Linked DNA regions of Homo sapiens: region 2 is linked to region 1. A link is a loop called in an ENCODE intact Hi-C map of the cell type or tissue named here. Cell type or tissue: tibial artery. All regions are shown on one strand.

Region 1 (2,500 bases):
CAGGAACTTTCCTTTTGCTTTCCCAGAGCAGTGGTGAATTGCAGATAATAAAATATTTTAAAATGAAATTTAAAACAGAAATGTTCTTACTGTTGCTCTTGTGGAGAGACTGCATGAAGACACACACTGGCATGAACCACAGGCTCCATGTTCCTGAGCTGAGTAATGCCCAGGATAACAATTCCTCTGCCTCAATCTCAGACAAAGTAGGATTCTCCAAGGCAGAACTTAGAATGTGTCTAGCAATTTGGACATTTTCCCCAATAAAACAAGTTTATAAAATTTTGAAAATAGAGTGTCTAAACTTTTCCATTGTCCTTTGCATATTGAAGCCTATCAGAATCCCAAGAATAAATATGTTTGTCTTCTTGGGGGCACTAAGCATGACCCAAGACAATGAATGGTATCTGAACTACATTTTCTTTACACTAGAGATTAGTAGACAAAAGGTTTTTTTTGAATGGGTGAACTCTGCTCTTTCCTTTTCCCAATAACTTTGCAACCCTCATTCCACAAACCCACAGATTAATGTGGGTACATCACCTTATTCGTGTTTTATTCTCTTTCAGGATATTGTTCTTCCCTACGTGATAGTGTGGATAATATTTCTATCATTGTGGTAGTATTTCCTATTCCTATTTGCACAGCCATTGCTCTAGTGTTGATGGGAAGAGTAGAAAAACTGTGGTCAAAGCAAAAGAGCAGAAGATGAGAAGAGACCACAGCTGAGCTCTAAATTTTGTCTGTTCTTGGTTTCCATTGGAGAAGAAACTTTAAAGGAGACAAGCCTCACTCACAGCCTTCCTAAAATGAGTAAAACTAGAATGTTAAACAGAAACTGGCTCCTTACTCACTTTCCCTAGGGTCTAATCCAGAAACCGTTACAAGAAAATGTAACTGCAGTAGATCACATCCCAGTGAGCCTGGGATGTAAATAGAGAGAGGCTTAATATGGTCATTTCATGTGCATTCCATCTATTGGATAAGAAAGGGTAAAAACAACAAAATGGACATTAAATAGTTGAAATTCTTCTGTCTCCCCACAGAGTGTCACCCTTGCTCCATGCATTTCCATGGCTTGCTCAAGTCAAAATCTCTGGCTCACAGATTTTGTACATGATACTTGAAGAGAATTTATCTCAGATTCTTCATTGCTCAAGGGACCCACTTTGGTCTTCTTTGGAGACTTGGAACAAGGACCGAGTCTCCCTGATCACTTCCATTCTCATGCCCGGGCCTGGATTTAACCCTGACAGCTCTTGCCTGTTCTTTCATCTCCTCCCACCTTTCCCCTATATCATTTCCATAAAATTTTTCCTCCAGAAAAATCAACACTTGGTCATGTGACTGGCCAGACTTGGAGACTTCTAACAAGAAGTAGGACTACAGGCCAAGTATGAGGAGTGTGTGAGTTCCTGTAATCCTGGTGATCAGAGAATGGGCCATAGTACAAACTTGTTGACTGGCTGACAGCCACACTTGGAACAGGCATGTGTGGAAGTGCAGAAAATCCTAGGTCTCACCGACTCCAGTTGGGAGTTCTGAGAAGTTGACAAAAGTTAGTATATTCTTTGTGGACAGATATTCAAGAACCATAGTCTAGTTCTCCTGGACCCATCACCAATGGTATTCACACTCAACTTCCTATGCCTCTTAGTACCACCATTCCAACTCCCCATCTCCTTGGTCATAAAATGGGCCCAGCTCCCAGGTCATAAAAAAAAAGATGATTAGCTTTACATGCTAGCATCCAGAATTCCATCTAATTACTCTCTCTCCTTCTGTACTTCCCATTCAACCTGCCAATCCGCATCCATAGAAAGATGGGAAAATAAGTTGCCTTTCTGTCCTCAAAGTCTCAACATTCATCTTGAATGTGAACTTCACAGCAGCATGTGTGGAACAATGAATAATTTTTAGCTTAGTAAACAGCAAAAAATATAATATATATAATATATTTATATAATTATGTTTAAATACTTATAAAGAATTAATAACTAACTTCATTATTTAAGGGAAACTACACAAAAAGAAAAAGAGCCAGTTGAGAGCAGACAAGCTCTGAAAGATGGCAATCCATTCAAAATGGGTATTAACAGTATCCCTGCCAACTTCTCCTCTAGTATTTTGGTATTGGTTTACAAGTTGGGTGGGACTGAGTAGTTGGCAGGGGGTGGAGCGGAGAGCAGGGCAAGAGTTGAGGATAGGATTTAATAGAATATAAGTGAGGGAGGAGGGTCCTTATATATCTATCATATTTCCCCTTCCATGTTAATCAACTGCCACTTTAAAGAAACTTTTGCCTATGATTCTCTCCTACTTGGGCTACTTGATGAACTAGTTCACACCTATCAATATCCTCTTGCATTTCTTATAAGATCCTTCATGCTCTTCCTCCTTCTTCCATTTCATGATTGTTCTTCTTCATTCACCCTTTGTTTCCTCCTGGGTCGGCCTCTCTTTCTTACTGCCTCTGAGGCAGTGGAGGGAGGGGCTTGTT
Region 2 (2,500 bases), 470 kb after region 1:
GCCTCCAGCCTCTTATTACTTACTTCTTTTTTTCCTCAGGGTATAAACTTAAGTGTCATTATTTTAGTCCAAATTCTCCTCAAGCATAACACTATGGAAGAATTTCAAGAGAGGAACCATTGAAAATGATGAGTGTAATAAATCTGGTGTCCTCGGCTCCACCTTCCAGACTGAGTCCAGACTTACCTTCCAAACTGAGTCCTGCACCAAGAAAGTGATGTTTGGAGTCTGCTTTTGTTCCAACCAAACCCAGAGGTCATGCCTAGAGGAGGAAAAGTAAGTGGAGGCCAAGAGAATCATCTCAATTGTTCAGGCCCTGGATTGCTCCTGCCATCCTCCTAGGGCTCCTGAAAGGGTGGCTATTGAAGAGGAGAGGAGGGCATAGGGAGCAAGGGAGATTCTTTTCAAATTTTCCAAACCTGATTATTATGCACTTTTCACACTTTCCCTATGAACAGACAACAAATGACATGACCAGGAGAGTCCGAGGGATAGTCATAAAGTACATGTCATATACAGGACTGCTCATGAGAAAATAATATATTAAAACTCCGGGGAGAAACTACCGGTCCCCCTCAAAAAACTCCACCACCCAAGCACACTAGATGCCATTCTATCCACTGTTAAGCTCTAACTTCATGGTTTAAGAACCTTAATTTCTGTTATAACTATGCATATACTCCTAGGCTTAACATTTAAGCCAGTATCAGCTACTTCAACCACAAGGTAAATTAATTTCTATCCGTTGCTAACATAACTTTGATGAGTGAGGGAAGCCAAGAAGGAAAGAGAAAAGGGAAGAAAAGAAAGGGGAAAAGAAGGGAAAGGAGAAAGAGAGCAATAGGAAATGAACCTGTGCACAAAAATAAGAATAAAGGCTGAGATTATTGCCTTCATAACGTTGCAAAAAGTATTTGTCCTATTAAGGCAAAATCAAAATTTTAAAATATGACCCTTTGAGAATATCTACCGAAGAGTACCTACAAATCAACTAAGAATCATCCCTGGAGAGAACCCTACACTCCTGCGTTAGAATCACAAGAATTACTCCTTTTATCTCCAAACATCTCCAGAATTATCTAATTTCTGAACTGTTCCTCTTTTCTTCCTCCACCAGGCATAATCTGGGATTATTTCAGAGAGAATTAAGCATCTCCCTAACAAATCTTGCCTCTCTGACACAAGCTGTGGGAGGCTCCAGGTCATTGCTCCGAGATTTGCAGCGTTTGGGCTACTACAATTCAGTTCTCCATTCTGCAACTTCTAAAGAAACAACCTGAAAAAAGAAAAGCTAGCAGAATCCTTCAACTGTAGGAAGAACTGCCAACTTTCTCTTGGGGTAAGGGCACCCTCTGGCGGTGAGTGTCTGTATGTGGCCTAACAGCACCATCTCTGAGATACGCAGTTCCTTAAGTGAGCCAAACGTGAGCCAACTGTAATCCTTCCAGATAGAAACTATTCCAGGATTTCTCTAGGTAGCAAAATGATCTACTGAACTCAAAATTATAACATTTGGGTTTACAATCTTGCACTATTACTAGTGTGTGATGTTTGCCTAATCACCTCTCTTAGCCTCACTTCTATTAAATTTAGGAATACAATGCCAACATTAGGATCAAATGAAAATACCTACTATTCAGTAAAGTACTATATACGTTAAAACAAGACATACTATTATGGATTATCAAATAGATACAGATCTCAGATTCAAATACAAAGTTCTTAATACTATATTCTTATCCTGCTAGCCTTGTCATGTTACCCTTACAAATCCTGTTTTGCTTTGTTTTGTTTGAGACCAGGTCTCACTCTGTCTCCCAGGCTGGAGTGCAACAGCATAAACATGGCTCACTGCAGCCTCAACTTTCTGAGGTCAAGCAGTCCTTCTTCCTCAGCCTCCCGAGGAGCTGGGACCACGGGCACGTATCACCACATCTGGCTATACAAATATTTTATAATGATAGTTTTCTTCTGGATGCCTGCCTTTGACCTTCACCTAGTTCCTTGTCATTCTATGTCCATGTCACTGCTGCAGCCTGATGTTTCTGCCTCCAGTTTCTCCTCCAAACTGCCTTGCCAACTGCTCTATTAACCTTCATGTCTGTGTTCACCAAGCCACTCCCCAGCTTTGGACCTAATGACAACTTCGCATGACCTGGAGAAGGAATTTAAAAGAACAAAAGATAGCCTGAACAAGCAGACCTTCAACAGCATAGCCAGAGTCCACCTGGCAGTCCTCCACATCTTCCATCCTGGGATCCTTAAGGTGATTGATTTTGTGCCTTTTCCTTCTTTTCTGCCGATTATCAGGTAATCCCTGATAAGGGATACAGGGCTTTTATTATCTGGCCCCTACGTACCTCTCCTACCTCATCCTGCTCTGCTGTTTTATATAGACACTACATTCCACCCAAACCAATCTCCTAATACTTCTGTTTATCATGCCTACATGTCTTTGTACATGAGTTTCCTTTGCCTAAAGCAAATTTACCACACTCTG

What was found. Peaks named below come from ENCODE experiments on the same cell type or tissue, not always from the same donor. Only the 100,000 strongest peaks of a DNase experiment are listed, where the experiment ranks them.
Region 2: it touches region 1 in a loop (4-fold over the local background); 56 of 110 quality-filtered maps call a loop at or near these places.

What each region holds. Positions count from the first base shown.
Region 1 is chr1:176,842,462-176,844,961 of GRCh38, reverse strand. It overlaps PAPPA2 (pappalysin 2), which reads right to left. Exons shown (of 23, transcript NM_020318.3): 23 at 1-2,500. Among named protein-coding and RNA genes, the nearest start is that of MIR488, 190 kb to the left of the region's middle. In tibial artery, a CTCF peak has its summit at 1,051; no DNase peak of the experiment used is centred here; H3K27ac peaks cover 427 bases.
Region 2 is chr1:176,374,021-176,376,520 of GRCh38, reverse strand. No RefSeq gene overlaps it. Among named protein-coding and RNA genes, the nearest start is that of PAPPA2, 88 kb to the left of the region's middle. RefSeq lists a silencer at 1,325-1,424. In tibial artery, a CTCF peak has its summit at 1,374 (motif pointing left); a DNase peak (open chromatin) is centred at 1,351.